2 separate regions of the Homo sapiens genome follow, and region 1 is linked to region 2. The links are chromatin loops, found by intact Hi-C in ENCODE. Cell type or tissue: natural killer cell. All regions are shown on one strand. Links, peaks and the distances in the headings refer to the core of each region. The heading gives the core; the rest is flanking DNA. Region 1 has its middle 160 kb from the start of ZFP64. Region 2 overlaps LOC105372664 (a long non-coding RNA gene).

Region 1 (12,303 bases), core at 3,396-5,895, 52 kb before region 2:
CAGGCGTGCTGGTGGGTGCTTGTAATCCCAGCTACTCTGGAGGCTGAGGCAGAAGAATCGCTTGAACCCAAGAGGTGGATGTTGCAGTGAGCTGAGACTGCACCACTGCACTTCAACCTGGGCAACAGAGCAAGACTCTGCCTCAAAAAAAACACAAAAAACAAAATACAAAACAAAAAAAGATATGACGTGTTGACACATATGATTCTTTTCAATTGCAGTGATGATCCTTTTGGGAACAGATCACAGTCTATTACCCTTCCCCTGCCTGGTGGATATTTAGGCTGTTGGCAATATTTTGCCATTCCAGCCATGCCGTGAGCTTCCTTATGACCTTGGGACATTCCTGAGGGTGTGTTCCTAGGTTCTACGTCATGGACATGTTACTTTCCTCTTGATACGGTACTCTCCAAGCTATCACAGAGAAATTTATCCTGGTCTTGCATCCCTCTTACCAACTGGGGACTAACAAGTATGGTCAATCCGAGCTCTTCACCCAGCCTGTGGATCCAAGGAGATGCAAGGTGTTGGCAGCCCATCCCTGCCGCTCCTCCCTGTCTGGGTGCCCTGCAGCTCCTGGCCACCCTTTGCTCCTGGCATATGCCAAGCTCTTCCCAGCTTCCAGAGCTTGCTCTAGTTGTTCTTGGGCCTCTGATGTCCTTCCCCAGACTTCTGCTGTCCATCAGGTCGCCACATGGCCCAGGTGGTGACTCCACACTTGAGATGTGACTGGTGCATGGGAGGAACTGGATTTTTATTTTTTATTTTTTTTTGAGGCAGAGTCTCGCTCTCTCCCCCAGAATGCAGTGGCACTATCTTGGCTCATTGCAACCTCCGCCTCCCGGGTTCAAGCGATTCTCCTGCCTCAGCCTCCTTGAGTAGCTGGGATTACCGGCACATGCCACCACGCTCGGCTAATTTTTGTATTTTTAGTAGAGATGGGGTTTCCCCATGTTGGCCAGGCTGGTCTTGAACTCCTGATCTCAGATAATCCACCTGCCTCGGCCTCCCAAAGTTCTGGGATTACAGGCCTGAACCACCTTGCCCTGCCAGAACTGGATTTTTCATTTTACTTAATCTGCATTAAAACTTCAAAACTGATAAATTCACTCAGTAGTTAGAAAACATCTAATAACTTCACTCAGTAATTAGAAAACATCTAACAACTTCACTCAGTTATTAGAAAACTTTTAAGTATCTTTAGTACAACTGGGATATAGGAATCTACCTTTGTGACTGTCAACTGTATGAAACCTGAATTCAGATCAAGTACTTCTAGTGAGAATTTACAGTCTAGATTGAGGTGTGTTGTTGGTGTAAAATACACACGATTGTGAAGACTTGGTATGAAAAGAAGAATGTAAAATATTTCATTTACTTTTTTTTTTTTTTGAGACGGAGTCTCGCTCTTTCACCCAGGCTGGAGTGCAGTGGCGGGATCTCGGCTCACTGCAAGCTCCGCCTCTCGGGTTCACGCCATTCTCCTGTCTCAGCCTCCCGAGTAGCTGGGACTACAGGCGCCCGCCACCGAACCCGGCTAATTTTTTGTATTTTTAGTAGAGATGGGGTTTCACCGTGTTAGCCAGGATGGTCTTGATCTCCTGACCTCGTGATCCGCCCACCTCGGCCTCCCAAAGTGCTGGGATTACAGGCTTGAGCCACCGCGCCTGGCCTTTCATCTACTTTTTAAAAAACATTTTTGAAAATCATTTTGAAATGACAATATTTTGGAAAAAAATAGATTAAATAAAAATAAAAGATATTATTAAAATTATTTTACTTGGTTTTTTCCTTTTTATTTATTTATTTAGAGACAGGGTCTCACTGCATTTCATAGGCTGGCCTCAAACTCCTGGGCTCAACTTGTGTTCTCACATCAATGTCCCGAGTAGCTGGGACTATAGGTGTGTGCCACCATGCCTGGCTTGTTGTACCTGTTTTTTCTGTGTTCTTTTTAAAAATCTTTTAAAACTGGCTATGAGAAAATTTAACACTACATATGAGTTGAATATAATAAAATGTATTATTAAATAAACAAATAAGCAAAATTAAAAATTTAAAATAAATAAAAATGATGACAATGCAAATAAATATATTATTAAAATCAAACAAAATGTATTAAAATTGGCCAGGCACGGTGGCTTATGCCTGTAATCCCAGCACTTTGGGAGGCTGAGGCAGGTGGATCACCTGATGTCAGGAGTTTGAGACCATCCTGGCCAACATGGTGAAACCCTATCTACTGAAAATACAAAAATTAGCTGGGCATGGTGGTGCATGCCTGTAATCCCAGCTACGTGGGAGGCTGAGGCAGGAGAATCGCTTGAACCTGGGAGGCAGAGGTTGCAGTGAGCCGAGACCATGCCATTGCATGCCAGCCTGGGTGACAAGACTGAAACTCTGTCTCAAAAAAAAGAAGAAAAAATAAAAAATAAAAATAAAAATAAAATATATTAAAATTGTTTCTACCCATTTCTTCTTTCTTCCTCCTCCGTCTCCCCCTCCTCCCCCTCCTCCTCCTTTTCCTCCTCCTCCTTCTTCTTTTCTTCTTCATATTATTATAAGACTGGGTCTCATTATGTTGCCCAGGGTAGATTCAAACTCCTAGGCTCAAGCCATCCTCCTACCTCATCCTCCTGAGAAACTCTGAGACTACAGGCTCACACCACTGCATACGGCTCACCCATTTCTTTTTACCCTTTTAAAATATAGCTACTAGAAAATATAATAGTACATATGGATCTAAATATAATAAAATAGGCCAGGCACAGTGGCTCATGCCTATAGTCCTAGCTACTCAGGAGGCTGAGGCAAGAGGACTGCTTGGGCCCAGGAGTTCGAGGTGGAAATGAGATATGAATGTGCCACTGCACTCCAGCCTGGGTGACAGAACAAGACACTGTCTCAGAAATATATATCTAGTATTATTAAATAAGTAACAAAATAAAAATATATATAATAAATTATAATAGAAATAAACTAAAAATATAAAATATATTAAATTATTTCCATACATTTCCTTTTACTTTTTAAAATCTGGCTACTAGAAAATTTTAGCATTACAGACATGGCTCACATTACTTCTTTTTTTTTTTTTTTTTTGAGACAGAGTCTCACTCTGCCACCCAGGCTGGTACAGTACATTTGGGGCAAGCGTAGCTCACTGCAACCTCTATCTCCTGGGCTCAGCCTCCTGAGTAGCTGGGACTACAGGTGTGCACCACCACACCTGGCTAATTTTTGTATTTTTTTGTAGAGACAGGGTCTCACTATGTTGCCCATGCTGGTCTCAAATCCCTGGATTCAAGCAATCCACCTGCCTCTGCCTCCCAAAATGTTGGGATTACAGGCATGAGCCACCGCGCCCGGCTGCACGTTACATGTCTAATGGGAGCGCTAGCCACATCTTCCTGAGTTGTTCTCCTTCTTCTCATTCAGATCTTTACTTTGTCATCACCTCCCCAGTGGGGTCTTTCCTAACCATGCAGAATCTATGCACTTAGCCCCTGTCCCACTGTCCTGTCCCATTGCTTATTACCACCTGCCATTTTGGGGTTCTTTGTTGTTCGTCTCTCCACTAGAACATAAGCACTTTCTCAATGAAGTGTCTGCTCTCTTGTTCACGCAGCCTGCTAAGTGTTAGAACAGTGTCAGCCTCCTGGTTTTCACTCATAAATATTCGTTGCATCAACTCATCCTGATCATTTCTTATGAAAATTTTCAAGAATTATACAAAACAAACTATAAGTGTACACATACAGCCAATTCAAGGTCTCAGGACTATTTAACTTGAAATTCAACATTGAGAGACAGCATCCTTTTCTACTTTGGATTCCACAGAATTTGATCTAATTATGTTTAATTTGCCACCCAGCCTCCCTGAAAAGTGGATGCACAGGATGGGATGGAAGAAAAGAAAGATACAGTTTGGATTTATGTAGGAAGCATGTTTGCCTGCAGCTTGATAAAAGATCATGGCCTGAACCAAAAAAAAAAAAAAAAAAAAAAATCAATCAATCATTCCTTTCTTGATGGCCATTTTAAATATTTAGCTGAAATTGTCCTCATCTGGGTGTCAGCTGTTTTCTCTGCAAACACCCATCACCCTTGTGGTCACACACAATGCTGGGATGGCGGGGGGAGCCCCAGCTGCAGGACACCTCTTGTGTTTTCAATTTAAAGCCTCTGGGTTGATAGTTCACATTAACATGGAAAGAAATATACAACTTACGAGTTGGGAAAGCAGTTTTTACTCATAAAACCCTTTGATAGTTTAGCCATCTGGTCAGAGTGAAGGCCCCCATAAAAGAGACCCAAATAAGGTTAAAGGGCACAGTCTCTGAGGGTCAAGGAAGCCTACCAGAGTTTGCTCTAGTGGACTCTGCTAAAAGGATGCCTGACAAATTATTGTGCATTCCATAGCTTTTTGCGTAAGTATTTGATTACAGTGGACAGGAATGTTGTTGATATTTTCAACCTTGAGTTGGGGAGGAGGGGAGGCCGGACCTCTGCTTTTCAGACGCTCATAGTCCCTGCCCGTGTGGGGAGACGTGCTCTAAGCATTTTATCAAATGGTGTTTGTTCTGCTCTGGGCTCTATCTGTTCATTCGAAGTCTCTTGGCTTTGGCAATGGTGTGAAGAGATAGTTTCCTCTGTCTTGCGGAGAAAAAAAAACACACAAAAAACCACGTTGCATTTCTCTGACTCGCCAGGAAAGCCCCTCTGCTGTTTTTCTTGCTGTTTAGCAATAAAATCGGAAAGGAGACCACAATACTTGGAGCTCTGTGCTATTTCCGGTGTGAATGTCAACAGAACTCAGCATATTTATGGCTTTATTTCTCAGAGGGGATCACAGACAGAAGGGAATCTGAAGTGACTAAGCGCCACGTTCTTTGGCGGCCTGGACAAAAGCAGAGGAAATCACTTGATTTTATGGAGTCTTTGATAACACAAGTACAGTAAGTAAATGGCAGGTCTTTGAGCAGCTCTAGTACACATCTTAGATTTCTACAAAGTTCCAAGAAGGCAGCTCTTTCACTTGAAATTCAGAAGAATGAAGACATGATCTGAACACACTTCTTGGCGTGGCTTCGGAAGATGTTGTTTGTTATGCCTTAAGGAGAGGGACTGTTTCATTCTGGTAAAAGACACCATACCTGTGAAGGCTTTGTAGCTCTTTTTGCATAAGACTTTGTTGTAGGCCAGGCATGGTGGCTCACACCTGTAATCCCAGCACTTTGGGACGCTGAGGCAGGCGGATCACTTGAGGTCAGGAGTTTGAGACCAGCCTGGCCAACATGGTGAAACCTTGTCTCTACTAAAAATACAAAAACAAGCCCGGTGTGGTGGTGCACGCCTGTAATTCCAGCTACTCGGGAGGTTGAGGCAGCAGAATTGCTTGAACCCGGGAGGTGGAGGTTGCAGTGAGCTGAGATTGTACCACTCCACTCCAGCCTGGGTGACAGAGAGAGACTCTGTCTCAAAAAAAAAAAAAGAGAGAGAGAGAATATGATATTGGTTGCAGTGGCAGCTGTCCTGGGACAATGAAGTAAGACATCAGTGAAGTGCTGAGGAAGGTCATGTGGAGGATAGGACGTGCCCCTGTCCTGGATGACACTGTTGAATCTTTTGGAGATGCAAGATTTTTGTTTTCTGAGACAATTAAACGTCTTTGTCCAAGCCATATTGTGTTACCTTTGTGCACAAATGCATCCTACATGACATATCACATTACAGAAAATATCAGAGGCTAGTAGGTTTTAGAAGTTATAGGATTGGGAAAGTAGTTTTTTACTTTTACCAAATTAAACAAATTAATGCTTGAGAAAATGCTTTGCAAAATGCAAACCTATAGAATCTATGCATACACTATCCATTCCATCAGTCAACAAAAAGTTATTGAGCCCCAAATCAGTTAGGATTAGGTCTGGCTAGGAAAGATAGAAAACTTAAAGTAACAGTGGTTTAAACACAGAGAGAAGTTTATTTTTCTTGCATATCTATAGGCAGTACAGAGCCAATATGGTGATTTCATGATTATCAGGAACTGGGGCTCGTTCTATCTGTTCTACTATTCTCAACTTGTAGTTTTCACTGTGGTTCAATATGGAAGCATGAGCTCCGGAGAGCACGTCAACATTTACCTAGCAGTAAAGAGGAGGGGCAGCAGATAGACCCCACTCCTTCCCTAAGGCTGTTATTGGGAAGTCGCCTGTGACACATGCATTTACATCTCATTTTTCAGAACAGTCACATGACCATACCTAGTTGTAAGGGAAGCTGGGAAATGTAGTCTTTATTCTGGACAGCAAAGAATCCTGTTAACAGTAAGGGTTTCTGTTTATAGGGAAGAAAAGAATGGCTAACTAAGGTAAAGGGCAGCCTCTCCCATAGGTTCCCACCATGTGCCATTTATGAAACACTGACGGCAGAGCATATTAATACGTCAGCTTTGCTATGGTTTGGCTGTGTCCCCACCCAAATTTCATCTTGAATTCCCACGCGTTGTGGGAGGGACCCGGTGGGAGGTACTTGAATCATGGGGGCAGGTCTTTCCCATGCTGTTCTTGTGACAGTGAGTCTCATGAGACCTGATGGTATAATGAGGGGAGTTTTCCTGACCAATCTCTTTGCCTGCCACCATCCACGTAAGATATGACTTGCTCCTGCTTGCCGTCTGCCATGATTGTGAGGCCTCCCCAGCCATGTGGAAGTCTAAGTCATTAAACCTCTTTCTTTAGTAAATTGCCCAGTCTCGGGTATGTCTTTATTAGCAGCGTGAAAACGGACTAACACAAGCTTATACTAGGAAAATAAAGTATGCTTCTCATTATTTATATATTTATTCATTCAACAACTATTGCTTGAGGGCTGTTCGTACGATCTATGAGATATGAGACATTTGGTGATAGAAAAACAAAGCAGAAGAAATCATTATATAATAAGAGAAACAGCTTGATTGGGGAGAGAAGCTTATGACCAATCATCACGAATATTTTTCCCTAAGAGAATAATTGAGGATATGCAGAAAGTTTTTTTTTTTTTTTTTTGAGACAGAGTCTTGCTCTGTTGCCCGGGCTGGAGTGCAGTGGCACAATCTCTGCTCACTGCAACCTCCACCTCCTGGGTTCAAGCAATTCTCTGCCTCAGCCTCCCGAGTAGCTGAGATTACAGGCATCCGCCACCAAGCCTGGCTAATTTTTTTTTGTATTTTTAGTAGAGATAGGGTTTCACCATCTTGGCTGGGCTGGTCTTGAACTCCTGACCTCATGATCCACCCGCCTCAGCCTCCAAAAGTGCTGGAATTACAGGTGTTAGCCACCGGGCCCGGCCACAAAATTTTACCTATATAAGCTCACTGCACTTTTATGTAAACCAGCGAAAAATAGAAAGCAACTGAAATAGCCGGCTATTTTAACGATTAATTGTTGCACATAATTAAAAAACAATCTGGCAAAATCATAGCTAAAGCTAACATATGCCAGACCATGCATCAGCTGTTTACATGTGTTAGCTTATGTGATCCTTATGACAGTCCTACAAGATCATGATTATTTCCCTTTTTCTTCTGAGATAGAGTCTCGCTCTGTTGTCCGGGCTGAGTGCAGTGGCACGATCTTGGCTCACTGCAACCTCTGCCTCCCAGATTCAAGCAATTCTCCTGCCTTAGCCTCCCGAGTATCTGAGATTACAGGCACCCGCCACCACACCCAGCTAATTTTTTGTATTTTTTAGTGGAGATGGGGTTTTGCCATGTTGGCCAGGCTGGTCTTGAACTCCTGACCTCAATAACACCAAGATCTTAACAGTCAGTGGTTATCTCTGGGTGGTGGGGTAGTGGTTAATTTTTTTCTTTCCTTATATATGTATTTTATAAGTTTTTTGCAATGTTCACGTACTCCTTTTGTACCTTACAGAAAAAGGCAGGCCGTGGGCGGTGGGTCGCGCCTGTAATCCCAGCACTTTGGGAGGCTGAGGTGGGCGGATCACCTGAGGTCAGGAGTTCAAGACCAGCCTGACCAACATGGAGAAACCCCGTCTCTACTAAAAATACAAAATTAGCCAGGCATGGTGGCGTGTGCCTGTAATCCCAGCTTCTATGGAGGCTGAGGCAGGAGAATTGCTTGAACCTGGGAGGTGGAGGTTGCAGTGAGCAGAGATCGTGCCACTACATTCCAGCCTGGGCGACAGAGTGGGACTCCAACTCCAAAAAAAAAAAAAAGAAAAAGGCTTTATAAAACTATCTGGAATAATCTAAACTGGAGAGATTGTGCACACAGACAGTGAGGAAATGAAACATGGCGGTGGTTCAGGAAAACAATTCCTTCTACAAAGGCTGGCCTGGGGCCAGGGGTGTTTTGACAGATCTGGGGACTGACTTGACCCAAGGATGACACATTTGAATGTCCTCCCATCTATGGCCAAGGCTTTAATGCTGCATTGAGCTCACGTGTCAAGCTTGCTCCGATGAGATTGTCACTCCCCAACCCTTGCTCCACCCCGTGGCTCCATTTGTCACCAGAAACTGACACGTTTGGATAACACGCTGGCCTTTGCCTTTTTTATTTTTGTTTTTTTGAGACAGGGTCTTGCTCTGTTGCCCAAGCTGGAGTGCAGTGGCATGATCACAGCTTACTGCAGCCTCAACTTCCTTGGCTCAAGTAATTCTCCCATCTCAGCCTCCCAAGTAGCTGGGACTACAGGCACATGCCACTGTGATCAGTTATTTTTATTTACTTATTTTTTTAGAGATGGGGGTCTCACTATGTTGCCCAGCCTGGTATTGAACTCCTGGGCTCAAGCCATTCTCTCGCCTTGGCCCCTCAAAGTGCTGGGGTTACAGGTGTGAGCCACCATGCCTGGCCTGATCCTTGTCATTTTGCCCAGCACTCCTTGGCCCTCTGCCCACTCTCTGCTGACACCTAACACACAGCTCTGCAAAGACCTGTCTCTGGGTCTGACTCTCTCTTGAAGGTGAGCCACTGGCAGGCAGGCATGGGGTCTCCCTAGAGCAGGAGCTATTGCACAATCTGTTAAAAGAACAACCTCCACCTCTCCTTGTCAGAAAGCAACCATTCCCTCTTGCCAATCCAACTTGTTCTCTTCAAGAAGGCCTCAATTTTCACGTTTTCCCCCTTGAGGATTTAAATAAATAAACATGTCCTGCACTTGTATCCCAAAACTTACAATAAAATAAAATTAAAAATTAAAAAATAAACTGCAAACTATGGGAGTTAATGCTTTCAGGTGATCCTAGAGGGTGTCCATCCAAACCCCAAATAAAACCTCGATGTGTTAGTTAATACTTTTTCCAAAAACAAGGTTCTAGGTAGGACTTTTTTCTCTCCATCACTTTCTTTTTAATCTAGCAAATATACACGGACCATTTCCTGTGTTCTAGAACACATACCAAGCCATGTAATATAGTAAAATATAAGAAAAATGATTTTTATATTTTTAGTAGAGATGGGGTTTCACCATGTTGGCCAGGCTGTTCTCGAACTCCTGGCCTCAAGTGACCTACCTGCCTCAGCCCAATGTGCTGGGATTACAAGCCTGAGCCACCATGCGCCAGGTAAAATGATTTAACTGCCTTGTCGATGAGTGCCAGGAAAGAGAAGTTCTCAACACAACAGAGCTTATTTGAAGAGTCCTGACCCAGGTTTGGGAGAACATAGGGCGGGCAGTGGAGGCTTCCCAGAGGAATTACTTTTCATTTTCTGGATAAAAATATTAATATTGGGCCAGGCGCGGTGGCTCATGCCTGTAATCCCAGCACTTTGGGAGGCCAAGGCGGGCGGATCACGAAGTCAGGAGATCGTGACCATCCTGGCTAATACGGTGAAACCCGTCTCTACTAAAAATACAAAAAAAATTAGCAGGGCGTGGTGGCACGCACCTGTAGTCCCACCTACTCAGGAGGCTGAGGCAGGAGAATTGCTTGAACCCGGGAGGCAGAGGTTGCAGTGAGCCGAGATGGTGCCACTGCACTCCAGCCTGGGTGACAGAGCGAGACTCCATCTCAAAAAAAATATATATATATATTTATTTCCAGGGTGGGCATGGTGGCTCATGCCTGGAATCCCAGCACTTTGCGAGGCTGAGGTGGGTGAATTGTTTGAGCCCAGGAGCTCGAGACCAGCCTGGGCAACATGGAGAAACCCGATCTCTACAAAAAATACAAAAATTACCCAGGTGTGGTGGCATGTGGCTGTAGTCCCAGCTACTCAGAGGTTGAAGTGGGAGGATTACTTGAGCCCAGGAGGTTGAGGCTACAGTGAGCCATGATTGCACCACTGTGCTCCAGCCTGGACAACAGAGTGAGACCCTATCTAAACAAACAAACAAAAAAATTATTTCCATATGTAAATGAATGGGAACACTGTGCTAGAAGACATTGTAAAGAAGCCTGATGAGGATTCCAACTGATAACAGCCACGTTCGGATTTAGAAAAATGTAAGAGCAAGATCATGTGTGGACACTATTCCAATGAGAATGTACAGGTCAGACTTGTATCAGATAAGAAAATGCGAAATTATCTTAATTGACATTGAGAAAACAGGCCAAGGCATTATTGTTATAGAAAAAAGAGTAGAACACAGCTGAGCATAGTGGCTCACACCTGTAATCCCAGCACTTTGGGAGGCTGAGGGGGTCCGGATCGCTTGAGGCCAGGAGTTCAACACCAGCCTGGCTAACATGGTGAAACCCCGTCTCTACTAAACATACAAAAATTAGCTAGGTGTGGTCATTTTCACCTGTAATCCCAGCTACCTGGGAGGCTGATGCACGAGAATCACTTGCACCCAGGAGGCAGAGGCTGCGGTGAGCTGAGATTGCGCCACTGCACTCCAGCCTGGGTGACAGAGCGAGACTCTGTCTCAAAAAAAAAAAAAAACAACAGCAATCAGTGAGACAGAAGTACAGCCACATATTGAAATACTATACAGCTGTTTTTTAAAATATAGTTGGTAACATGGCCGGGCGCGGTGGCTCATGCCTGTATTCCCAGCACTTTGGGAGGCTGAGGTGGGCAGATCACCTGAGGTCGGGAGTTCGAGACCAGCCTGACCAACATGGAGAAATCCCGTCTCTACTAAAAATACAAAATTAGCCAGGCGTGTGGCACATGCCTGTAATCACAGCTACTAGGGAGGCTGATGGAGGAGAATCACTTGAACCCGGGAGGTGGAGGTTGCAGTGAGCCGAGATCGTGCCATTGCACTCCAGCCTGGGCAACAAGAGTAAAACTCCATCTCAGAAAAAAAAAAAAAAAAAAAAAAAAAAAAGTAGTTGGTAGCTTTCTCTACACTGGTGATACGGATCAATCTACAAGTTGAATATGTAGTGAAAAAAGCGAATGCAGATCAGTGTGTTTAGTGAATGTGCTTCCTCTGTAACAATAAAAAGAGAGTATGGCCAGGTGCCATGGCTCACGCCTGTAATCCCAGCACTTTGGAAGACTGAGGCGGGCGGATCATTTGGGGTTGGGAGTTCAAGACCAGCCTGGCTAACATGGTGAAACTCCGTCTCTACTAAAAAAACAAAAAAAAAAACAAAAAAAACTTTATCTGGGCGTGGTGGCACACGCCTGTAATCTCAGCTACTGGAGAGGCTGAGGCAGAAGAATCGCCTGAACCCAGGAGGCGGAGGTTGCAGTGAGCCAAGATCATACCACTGCACTCCAGCCTGGGTGACAGAGTGAAACTCCATCTCAAAAAAAAAAAAAAAAGAGTATAACATTATTTGCTTGTAAACGTATAAACATCTCCAGAAAAGTATACAAGAAACGAATAATGGTGGCTCCATCTGGGTAGGAACGGGTAGGCGGAAAATGTTTCAAGGCACAGCTCTTTGTACCTTTTGAGTGTTGAATCGTGTGAATAGATTGCCTCTTTTAAATAAATAAATCACACACACACACAAACCACAAAAACACAAAAACACATCAAATGAAAATTGCAAACACTGAAATAACATAGGATTATCAAAGGTGTCCTGGCCCAATGGAATTAAGAATGACTGGTTTAGAATTTCACTCAGACTTTAAATCATGTTAGGGAATTAGGGCTTCCTAATGGAATTCACTTAGGGAATCTAATGTTTTCTATGTATGTCCCAGGATCAATTGAGGGTTGCTCTTAGTTTTCACCGTCATAATGGTGTATAACAGACGGGTTCACACCGTGTTTCCATAGTTTCCTTGCATGCTGGTATTCACAAAAATCTGTTTTGCTTCTTTGGGCCTTTTCTGTAATTTAATTTTTGTTGTTGTTCTGCATGTGTATTTAGTAATTAAGGGT
Region 2 (12,303 bases), core at 4,041-6,540:
CCAGCACTTTGGGAGGCCGAAGTGGGAGGATCACTTGAGGTCAGGAGTTCAAGACCAGCCTGGGCAACATGGTGAAACCGTCTCTACTGAAAATACAAAAACTAGCCAGGCATGGTGACATGTGCCTATAATCCCAGCTACTCGGGAGGCTGAGGTGGGATAATTGCTTGAACCTGGGGGGCAGAGGCTGCAGTGAGTACTGCTGCACTCCAGCCTGGGTGACAGAGCAAGACTCCACCTCAAAAAAAAAAAAAAAAAAAAAAAAAAAAGGAAGCTAGTGGAGAAAGACTGCAGGTGCCAGAGTTCAGCACAGCAGGTTTGACTCCCCTGTATCAGCTGCATGATGCTGAGCAAGTTAACATCTCTGAAGATCAATTTTCCCTTGCAAAGATGAAGGCAAATGCCTTCCATTGTGAGGAACCATCAAAATAATGGAGGGGATACTAGTGAATGTTAGTGGGCGCCAGTGCTTGTCCCTCCCATCCAGAGACCTGGTCCCCCCTATCCAGGAGTCTTGATTTCAATGGTCGAAGGCCCTTCCCACAGCTTTCCAGTGATGCAGACAGGCTGAGGTATGCCCTTTTCTTCAGAAAACTGGCTGTTACAATTTGCAAAGCCCGATGCAAAATATTTTCAAAATTGCTATTAAAAAAATTAAGAATTTAAAGTCGATGACAGAACATGCAACCAAACAGGGGGCCTCCTGACTATGGGGCCCTTTGTGACAGCACAGCCTATGAAGACGGTCTGTCTCCAACTCACATGGCTCTTCCCACCCTGGTTCCACACTACAATCACCTGCAGAACTTTAGAAAGTAGAGATGCCCTTGTACCTCCCCTGAGATATTTCAAACACCAAAGAGGCCCCCAGGGGACCGCAGCAGGCAGGCACGGTGGAGAGCTACTGGAGTAGAGCCTTAGGATGCCTTGGAAGACTGTCATGGCCCAACATCCACAAGCAGCAGGCAAAACTGTCCCCATAAAGCCCAGATAAGACAAATACTTGCAAATGTAACATCTCAGGGTCTTTAGGACCCGTATCACGTGCCCCATGGAAAAAGCTATTAATGCCTCCCACCCCTATGAGGCTGCCTTACTGTGCAGACAGCAGAGGATGCTCATGAGTTCAGCATCTCCCCTTCCAGGTTTTCACCGGCACAGCCCACTCCAGAGGAACCTGCTTCCCCGTGTCCTTTGTAGAGCTATGGTGTGTGACTAGGTGGGGAGGCAAGCAGCAGCTTATGTGCGACTTCCCAGCGGTGTTAAGGACATGACCTTCTGTCCTAGTTGGCGCTTAAGGTGTCATCTGAGACTATGTGTTGAAGATGTGTGTGGCAGGGGGCATGGGAAGATAGAAATCATGATCCCTGCTGATCATAAGGCCACAGTACCTAGATCTTGGTTATTCCTCCTCCCCCTACAAAAGAAAAAAAGCAAGCAGGGCTCAGGGGGTGGGGGAGACAGAGGGAAGCCAACTTCTCTTAAGTCAGTAGATTGCATCATTAGGCCAAATGCCTGACATGACCCATTTTACAGAAGAGTAAAATAGACTCAGATGACATCCCCCTAGCTGAACGAGGCAGGGATTTCCCATCTTCAGCTGCATTCGCTTATAACTAAAAAAAAGGTGGCTTCTCAGAGTAGAAGGATGGTTGCCAGGAGTTGGGGGAAACGGGGAGATGTTGATCAAAGGGCACAATCTTTGTCATGACATGAACAAATTTTGGGTTGTAAGGCACAGCATGAGTGGTGGCAGCTGTGTTAATCTGTGGTAGTCATTACACGATGCTTAGGTATTTCCAATCAACACATTATAGACACCGAATATATACAGTCTTTGTCTGTTAAATATTTAAAAGAGGCAGCTTTTGGCCAGGCATGGTGGCTCACGCCTATAATCCCAGCACTTTGGGAGGCCGAGGCAGGTGGATCACGAGGTCAGGAGTTCGAGACCAGCCTGGCCAACATAGTGAAACCCTGTCTCTACTAAAAATACAAAAAATTAGCAGGTCATGATGGCAGGCGTATGTAATTCCAGCTACTTGGGAGGCTGAGGCAGGAGAATTGCTTGAACCCAGGAGGCAGAGGTTGCAGTGAGCTGAGATCGCGCCATTGGACTCCAGCCTGGGCGACAAGCGTGAAACTCCATCTCAAGGAAACAAGAGACAGCTTCTAGGATGTCACCACCCTGCCCCAATTTATTACTGGGTCATATTGTTTTAGGAAGTTTCTTCCCCTTATCCTTTAGTTTCTGCATTTAAAGAGGGACAGGGGCTAGGTGGGGTGGGAGAGGCCATGGCCTCAGGCACACATTTAAGGTGGTATCCCAAATCTCAGCTGATCAAGGTAAATACCATAACGCAACTTTTTAAAAACCAAAATGAATGCAAAAGAAACCTACAATGAACAGGATGTCAGAACTCTAAACACGGGATCCAACTCTGCTTGCACAGCCCTGACTTGCCCTAATCCCAGGCCAACTTTCCACAGAACTACAAAAACAAAGCAGATGACCTGTGGGGCCACCGTTTGCCAATCTGCATTAAAATATTTTTTGGCGACTGAGTTCTCGGCACTCCCTTAAGTCTCATGTCCCAGGCAAGTGCCTCACCCTATCCCAGCTCTGGGTAGCACCTGGGAGAAAAACACCTGCAGACAGGTAAAGTTCTTAGTGCAGTGCCTGGCTCAGTCATGATGGCAACTCGAATTGAGGCTCATCTGCTTTCTTAGAAGAGGTTAAATACAGGGAGACAAACAAGCTATTTGTGTTCTGTAGTGTCTAGAAGGCAGCAAGAAACCTTAAGCAGAGGGGCGGGAGATCGCCTTGATTTCTGTTCTTCAGTGGAGATTTTACAAGCTGATCTGAGTAAAGATCAAAAGGATCCAGTTTTCCCCAATACCTAACCGGAAACTCATCTGTCTGTGGCATGGAGCAACACCTTCCTTAAAGTGGCCCCACGAAATTTTTCTAAAGATGGAGTCGCATTGCTACCCAGGCTCGACTTGAACTCTTGGGCTCAAATAGTTCTTCCTAGCTCAGTCTCCCAAGTAGCTGGGACCATAGACACTCATTACTGATGCTGGCTCAATTTCATGTTAACATTTCCCCCTTGCCTTTTATCCAAGGCCAATCACCCTGTTGCTTGTACTTAGGGGTTAACAGACTGGCCTTCCAAATCATGTCCTTTTTATAAATAAAGTTTTATTGGCCCACAGCTAAACTTATTTCCTTCCCTATTCTCTGTAGCTGCATTACAGTGGCCGAGTTGGAACCTCTGTGCTACAACAGCAGTGGCAACAGAGCTGATAACAAGTAGGACCAGCAAAGCTCAAAACATTTACTATCTGGCCCTTAACTGAAAAAGTTTGCGGATCCCTGGGGCTCAGGTGAAGTCAAACTGCAAACATTCTCAGTTTCCTCTTCCAGATCCAGAGGGCTCTGCAAATCAAGGCTGGTGTAAGAATTGCCATTCTGGTCTGTGCCATGTCAGCTGCTCCTTTCTATTAAGGCTGTTTTATTTGGTTATTACCTGTACATTTTAAGTCTCATTCTAGCAGGTTTAGCCAGTTCAGCCCCCAATTCCGAATGATTTAACCCCATCCACTGCCATCTTCTAATTTCCTAGAAATGGTAAGGTAAGACTACCCCTACTCCTACAAGTTTCCTGGTCCTAGACTTCCCTCTTAGCCTACTTTTCTCTGAATCTTGGAATTCTTACCAGTCTCAAAAATTCTTTTAAGTTACCCAAATTCTTTTTAATACTCATTCAGCCTTATTCTCTTGAACTACACTCTCAGCTTTGTGCAAATCCCATTTGTGTCTCTGCCAGAAAATTTGGTATCTTTTAGTGTGTTTTACAAGTCACACTTGCCAGTTCAGAGCAAAGTACTCTGCAGGAGGGCTTGCTACATTCTAAGACCATGGGCCAAATCTAGCCTGCCACCTGTTTTTGTAAAGTTTTATTGGAACACAGACACACTTGTTTTTTCTTGCAATCTATGGTTGCTTTTGCACTAAAACCACAGAGCTGAGTAGTTGCAAAAAACTTTATGGCCCCACCCACTGCCTGAAGTAAATATTGGGTTCACAGCTTTTTACTCACCTCTGCTCTATTGGGAATCCAAGTTTGCTGGGTGATACCAGCTTGGATATAAAATCCTTAAAGTCCATACAGCTGTTAACAAAAAATGCCTTCTAAAAAGGCTGATATCTTTCCTCTTTGTCTAAAGAGCTATAACAAGAAGTACAAGGAACGTTTATGTGATTTCAATCTATGGGTTCCCACTTGAAAGGTCAACAACCTTCTAGAACAGAAACGCAGATCAGATTCACGACAAACAGCAGAAAGGTAACAATAGCAACTGTACAATAGCACCAGCATTCAGTAACCAAACACTTTTCTGATCAAAACGATCATCTCCAAAGAGACTAATTCTATCCTGGGTCTCTGTCATCATTTTAATCTTTTCTTCTTACAATAGAGATTCAGCAGTACACCATCACCTACCTGATGTAAAACTTAAACGGAGTCAGATTTGCCCAAACTACCACCATTCACAAAATAAACTAGGTACCTCTATTTCACAAGTGAAATAGTCCCTTCTACACAACCTATAAAATCTTACATCCTTTTTTCTTAGTTTACCAGGAACAATGGATCTACTTAATCTGTTTCAATTCCAGAGATGTTCAGCTTGATGAGGGCACACAAGACTTTATATTTAAAAAGAGTATTTGAAGGAAAGATGCCAAAAGTAGAAACCAAGCAACTTTGGGTAAGTATTATATCCACTGAGATTTCATAACCTCCTAAGGGTCCATCTATGAGAAGAGGTTGGATTTTCAGTAGTTTGTGGGTTCAGCAAACACTAAATGCTTTCCGTGATGAAACAGATGCTGGTGTGAGGCTGTCCCACGTATCACATATCCCAGCACCCAGCACCAAGCTCAGGGCCCACTGGGCCCCTGGACTTTTCTCTCCAAATAGAATTAAACAGAATTTTGAATTCCACAACAGACAAGCACAGGCTGGGCTAGTTAGCTTGATCTTTGGCGCCACCTCCAGATCAAACTGCATTTCGTTTTACTACAGTAGGAACTCATTGAGAAATCCAATGTGCGTTTATAATTAAGTTACTGAATGGGGCGCGGGCTGGGGATGGAGAACCTTCTACCGTAACTGTCTGTGGAGGGCTGCAAAATTGAGTGTTCCTTACATCATGCTACCATGAGTCTGCCTTTTTTATTGTAAGACAACAGGTAAAAGAAACCACACAAACATATAAGGCAAACACTCTTAGAACGATCACCCAGGTTATGAAATAGAAGTTTTCCAGCAACCCCAGACCCTTCACGTACACCTTCCTCACTTTAACCCTTTCCACTCTAGAGATTAGTTTTAGTTTTCTATATCGTCTAAGTTTAATAATTCCATCAGAGATGGATCAGTTTTAAAATTGGAATCCGTTACGTAGAAGCTATCCCCATTGGATAGAGCAGGGCTTGGCAGACCCCGCCTTTGAATGAACAAGTCGACTTGCTCAGATAATCCTTGGAGGGAAGAGACAAATGCGAGGAGTGTCTCCACAGCCCTGCTTTGCTTTGCTTTCGTCACTGTCGCCCAGCCATCGCCTCTGAAGGCCTGTGAAGTTGGAGCGGCCAGCCCCAGAAGTGGTGCCCAAAGCCTGTCTCTCAGTGGCCTCACCTCTGGAGGGCTGGGCAACAGCACTGGTCAGAAGTTCCGACAGCTGACCACCCTCTTCGGCTGAGCTAGAGGTCTTGGCTGGGCTCTAGGGGAGCCTCGAGCTGCCCCACGGAGACCAGGGTGCTGAGCTGTCCCGAGGCACCGCTTTCCGGTGGGAAGGTGACCAAGTCTGAGTTCTTGTTCTCACTCTGATCACTGTGCTGCTTCTTGTGGCATCTCAGAGAGTCATCCCTGACGAAGGAGGCGCCGCAGGTCTCACAGCGGAAGGCCCTCTGCGTCACGATCTTGGCCACGTGCTGGGAGCTGCCCTCTCTGAGCCCTTCCTTGCCCAGAGGGGCCCGGTTCTCCGTCTTGGCCTCGTCCCTGTGCACCTTGTCGACGTGCTTGGCCAGGCTGCTGGGCCGCTTCGTGTCGAAGCTGCAGAAGTCACACTTGAAGGGACGGTCCTTACAGTGGACTCTGCTGTGCACGCGCAGGGCGGCCGCGCTGGAGCAGGAGTAGCTGCACTCTGGACACTTCTCCGGGTGGTCGGCCTGGTGCAGCCGGCTGTGCTCCAGGAGGTCAGCCCGGTCCCGGCCCTGGAAGGCACAGTGCAGACATTTGAAGGTGTGCTTGATGCGGATGTGCGATTTGAGATTCGCCTTCATGGTGCAGCGGACGTCGCAGAACTCGCACTTGAAAGGCTTCTCCCCCGAGTGCACGATCATGTGCCTTTTCAAGTCCGAGCTGATTTTGAACTTGGCGCTACAGAGCCAGCACTGGAAGGGGGTATCCCCTAGCAATGGAAGGTGTGTTTCCATTAGAACAGGCAGGCAAAACAGACCCTCCCACCCCAACCTGCCTTAGCACACTTGGCCGCCATGAGATGGTTGGGTTTTGTGAACTCTAAACCCAACCTCCTAATGACAACACTTGTTGTGCATATTAATGCAATCCTCACAACAATCCTATGAGTGGGTACTATTACCCCCACTTTACAGATGGGACAACTGAGGCTCAGAGAGGTCAAGTTACTTGGCTCAGGTCAAACAGCAGGGATTTGGAACCCAGGCACTATGGCACTCAAGTCCATACTCTTGATGACCCCTTCAGTTTCAAATCTAAACTCCCATTTAACTTGACATCCCAGAATTGAATGTGGAAGAAGAGGTGAGATTTAAATTACAAACAACTGCTTCAAATCAAGCTAAGACCTGTGAAGACGCTTACTATAGTGTTTAATCTATATGACATCAGTTATTGAGCTTGTATTTCAAGTTAAAGTTTCTTACTTTTATAACTACAGGCTAAATTTTATTTATAATATTAATGCATAATTATGGCAGCAGGGGACAAATAATAAAGAGCCATGGTCTTTAGAGTCCCATTCCCTGGAGACATTGCTAAGGGTTTCTAGTTGTTTTTGAGGTTGCTGCTTTAAACGTCAGTTGAATATACACAAAGATAAGCATCTTATCCTACACACCCATCCTTTCCCTAACCTCTCCCCTGCATTCTGGTGGTTGTGACTTTTACACTTTTAAGCTGAGTAGTAGCCTCACATTTTAGTCCATCAGCTTCTGAGATTTTTTGAGGATTCACTCCTCTTCTCCACACTTAACTCCTCACTTGTTAGAAGTAGCTTTCTTTTCACCTTTAAGTAAAAAAATATTTCCATTCTGTCTGGTGAATTCTTATACTTTAATCATTTTCAGATTTCAAGTTCAGAAGCCAACTATAAATAATTTAAATGGTGACTGGGAATGTGATATTCATCGGAGCCAAACACTGCACCAGGATTACAATCACTTCCTTATAAGTCTGCTGTCACACTCAGGCCAGTGGATGGCGTAACCACCCATCAATATAATTTTGTTTTCTTTTCTTACGTGTTGCTCATTTGGGGGCACATTTTAACTTGCTTCTTGATTAGACTGTGTTTCTTGAAAGAAGGAATCTCAATTTCAGAAGTCATCCACTCTCATAATTTTGTAACTTTCACAAGGAATTTTTTTTTTTTTTTTTGATACAGAGTCTCACTCTGTCGCCCAGGCTGGAGTGCAGTGACGCAATCTCAGCTCACTGCAAGCTCCGCCTCCCAGGTTCATGCCATTCTCCTGCCTCAGCCTCCCGAGTAGCTGGGACTACAGGTGCCCGCCACCACGCCCAGCTAATTTTTTTGTATTTTTAGTAGAGACGGGGTTTCACCGTGTTAGCCAGGATGGTTTCGATCTCCTGACCTCGTGATCTGCCTGCCTCAGCCTCCCAAAGTGCTGGGATTACAGGCTTGAGCCACCGCGCCCGGCCCTTTCACAAGGAATTTTTAAAATGGATTTTTAAAACTTCTGATTTAGTTTCTCTTGACTTTCTATACAAGTATCAGCCTGATATTTCTCTTTGCTGCAATCCCAGTTAGCCATATTCAGGTATTCACATATCAAATATATCATGCCAGATGTTTCCTCCCTTCCTTTGCTAGAGTTTATCTTCTAGTAACTCCCACTAGCATGGTGGCTGGGAGTAAAATCTTGAGTCCTTGCACATCATTCTATTTTGCTCTCATACTTGAGATAGTTTGGCTGGGTATAGAATTCTAAGTTCAAAATCATTTCCCAACTCTTGAGGGCACTGTTCCATTGTCTCCTAGAAGCCAATACTACCCAGACATATTTCTAGATATAGATGTCCCCTGTCCACTCCCTTCCATCCTGATTGGAATCCTGTGAGCACTTTTACTCTCCTGGCCCCTTAGAATTGTGGACTTCATTTCTCATTTGATTTTCTATTTTCACTCTATTTTCTTCTCACTTCCATTTTCTTTTCTTCCTAGACCTGGTCAGAAACCAGACTTCAGGACTGGCTCTTATTCTCAGTTCACTCACCCAATTTTTTTCCCGTAATCTCTGGGACATTAATTTTATAGCTAGCAATCCTAGTTTTATTTCATACTTCTTTGTTCTCATTATCTCTTCATAGGTCTCTATTTGGATGCAACATTTCTGCCAGTGGGTAGACACCAATTAGAATGTGAAAATTACCCAAGTACTCTTACTTCCAGGATTAGTTATTGACTTGGCTCATTTTATTCCATTCATTTCCTATAGATGACTCATGATCCTTGGTGGACTATATTTGGGAAAGTAGACTGGTTTAATGATTAGACATGGATGCCAGAGGTTTCACCTGCTACTGGGTTGGTTGGGCAGTTTTGCCAGGCCTTGGCTAGTCCCCCAAGCTTTGTGGCCCTGGCTGTCTACATGCTTGTTCCAAGCCCAGAGCCCTCAGGGCCCTTGGATATTGGCTGGAAACTTTGGCTTCCAACTGTACAGCTGCCTCCCATTTGTCTGCTGGGACACAGCTTTCTATACTCAGTTTTAAACATCACTATGTTCCTGTCTGCTCACCATTTTCCAGGAATTCATTGAAAATTTTCAACTTATGAGCATCTTTATGAATATCTCAAACCCCATTTTTCCATGCCACGATGAGTTGGTCCTATCATTTCAGTAGGGTCCCATAAAGGAAGTTCCTAAGATTAAAAGTTTGTGATTTTTAATTATACTTAATGGATCCTGCTACATTCCAAATTTAGCCATGCAATCAGTGTATACATTTACTGAAACATCTAGTTTATAGGTCTGACTTGAGATACATCATTGGCTTCTTGGCAGTTATAGTGGGTATCTACTCCCAGCTGGATTCTATATAGTCAAGATATAAAACCCAGCTGTCAGTCATATTTTACCAAAAGTTGTTGTTCCGGCAACAGAAAAATGACAAATCTCACAATTATCACAGAAGTTCCAAATTCTTGTACTTCTACCACACCAAGTCATTTAAGTTGCTTGTGTTGTTAAGTAAATGAAGGTTAAGAAATTAGAGAAAAAGTAAGGGATTGAGGTTTCCTGGTCAGGGACTCACCCGTGTGAGATCGCAGGTGGACGGTGAGCTGGCTGGAGTTGCGGCTGGCATAGGGGCAGAGCTGGCATTTGTACGGCCGCTCATCAGAGTGGATCCGCAGGTGCTTCTTGAGGCTACTGCTGTCCACGGCAGCGTAGTCACACAGGTGACACTTGTGTGGCTTCACACTGGTGTGGCACCGCATGTGCATGGTCAGGTTGTCCTTCCGGCTGAAGCACTTGTCACAGAACTCACACTTGTGCGGTTTGTCTCCTTCAAACACATAAGGAGTCAAAGTTAAAGGTTTTTTGGTCAAGATGGCTACAAAGATTTGACCAAGATGATAGCCTGGGCATATGGGTGTGCCGCCTCCTCCTGTCCAAATACTGAGAGAGAAAGATACTGAAGTCTACATCAGCATATTGGGAAACAAGAATGTGTATCATTCATTGATAGTTCAGAAATCCTAAGGGAAAGATGACATAAAAATCTGATTGATGGAGAAAATTACAGGCCAAACCCTGTTTGGGAAAAATGGCAGTGGTTATAGAAGTACTCAGGATAAGAAGTGGCAGCTGTAGGGATCTTGGGCAGCTTCATGAACCACATGGAGAATGGTCAGGTGGACCCCTTCCTCTCACTTCTTCCAAACAGCAAGCAGCACGGCATCTCCCCCTAGGCTGTTGGTCAAAGGGTGCTGAGGTCAGAAAAAGAATACAAGGGCCTGGTAAGTTAGAGATGCCAGGGACAGCAGAAGACCACATACCCAGAACACTTCCATCCAGCCATGTTTCATCACTACCCCCTAGCCCAACCCTTCCAGGCTGATCATATCCAAATAAAATTAGTTTACCCAATAAACAAATGCTTGGGGAAAGCCAGAACCAGAAAGACACGCCCAAGTCAAGAACTTAGTTACTAAAGCAAAGGGAGGAAATGAAATTAGAGAAATGAAAACTATGGAAATCAAAATAAAAGTTCTAATAAGTTGACCAGCAAAAAGGGTGTCGAATGACAGCTATTGGTGGATGTAGGTCATCATACATTTGTCCACAACCGCAGAATGTACAACATCAAGAGTGAACCTTGGCCAGGTGCGGTGGCTCACACCTGTAATTCCAGTGCTTTGGGGGGCTGAGGTGGGTGGATCGCTTGACCCCAGGAGTTTGAGACCAGACTGGGCAACATGGCAAAACCCTGTCTTTACACAAAAAATACAAAATATTAGCTGGATGTGGTGGTGCATGCCTGTAGTTCCAGCTACTTGGGAGGCAGAGGTGGGAAGATCACCTGAGCCCAGGAGGTTGAGGTTGTGAGCACAGATCGTGCCACTGCACTCTAGCCTGGGTGACAGAGCAAGACACTGTCTCAAAAAAAAAAAAAAAAAAATGAACCTTACTGTAAACTATGGTCTTTGGTTGAGAATGTTGTGTCAGTGCAGGTTCATCTATGGTAAAAATGCACTATTCAAATGTAATGTTGGTAATGGGGAAGGCTGTGCATGCGCAGGAGCAGGGAGCATGTGGGAAATATCTGTATCTTCTTGTCTTTAGGTTCACTTTTGCTGTGAACCTAAAACTGCTCTTATAAAAACAAAACAAAAAGAAAAAGCCACCTATTAAGAAAAATCTTAGAAATGGAAGATACAGCTAAAGAATCTCCCAAAAGGACAAGGGGGAAAAGACGCCAAAAGGTAAGACACGAAAGCTCGTTCTAGATGGTCCAGGATAGAACTGAGAAGAATTATTTCCCAACACTAAAGACAGCCATGCATCTTATTTAGAAGCAGGGTGGTCCAATTTCAGAACCCTAAGAAGGGTGAGATCTGGAAGCTTCCAGAAAGAAAACCACCAGCAAAATGCTCACATCAGCATAAAGCTCCTCAGAACAGTGGATGCTAGCAAGACAGGAACAGGATCTTCAACTTTCTAGAGAAACTGTTTTAATAGAATCTTATACTTGAATTAGCATTCAGTGAGAGGAGAAGATAGTTGATATATGACTTGGTATCACACTTAAACACTGTACACCAGAAAAAAAAATAAGGGTGATGGTGAAGGTAAGATGGCAATATGAGAAAATACTACAATGGAAAAAGTATAGCTTTCAGACAAGAGAAAAACAACCATCAAAAGACTTGGTTGGGGCGACTGGGCATGGTGGCTCACACCTGTAATCCCAGCACTTTGGGGGGCCAAGGTGGGCAGATCATGAAGTCAGGAGTTCGAGACCAGCCTGGCCAACATGGTGAAATCCTGTCTCTACTAAAAATACAAAAATTAGCTGGGCTTGGTGATGCACACCTGTAATCCCAACTACTGGGGAGGCTGAGGCAGGAGAATGGCTTGAACCCAGGAGGAGGAGGTTGCAGTGAGCCGAGATCGTGCCACTGCACTCCAACCTGGGTGACAGAGCAAGATTTTTTTTTTTTTTTTTTTGAGACAGACTTGGTTGGGCACAATGGCTCACATCTGTAATCCCAACACTTTTGAGAGGATCACTTAAGTCCAGAAGTTCTAGACCAGCCTGGGCAACACAGTGAGACCCTGACTCTACCAAAAAAAAAAAAAAAAAAAAAAAAAGGATTTGCTACGTGTGGTGGTATACCCTTGTAGTCCCAGCTACTTGGGAGGCTCAGGTGGGAGGATCACATGAGCCCAGAAGGTGAGCTCTGATCATACCACTGCACTCTAGCCTAGGTGGCAGAACAAGAACTTGT

The links. Hi-C counts contacts between places; a loop is a spot of excess contacts. Peaks named below come from ENCODE experiments on the same cell type or tissue, not always from the same donor. Only the 100,000 strongest peaks of a DNase experiment are listed, where the experiment ranks them.
Region 1: a loop joins it to region 2, with 2.7 times the contacts of the local background. A loop is called at or near these places in 3 of 110 quality-filtered maps.

The regions. Positions count from the first base shown.
Region 1 is chr20:52,027,284-52,039,586 of GRCh38, forward strand. No RefSeq gene overlaps it. Among named protein-coding and RNA genes, the nearest start is that of ZFP64, 160 kb to the right of the region's middle. In natural killer cell, for the core only: no CTCF peak of the experiment used is centred there; a DNase peak (open chromatin) is centred at 4,738; H3K27ac peaks cover 1,150 bases.
Region 2 is chr20:52,078,787-52,091,089 of GRCh38, forward strand. LOC105372664 (a long non-coding RNA gene) reads left to right here. Exons shown (of 3, transcript XR_936849.3): 1 at 1-4,349; 2 at 4,685-4,776. It also overlaps a transcript of ZFP64 not described here. Among named protein-coding and RNA genes, the nearest start is that of ZFP64, 110 kb to the right of the region's middle. In natural killer cell, for the core only: CTCF peaks have their summits at 5,055 (motif pointing left) and 5,255; a DNase peak (open chromatin) is centred at 5,055.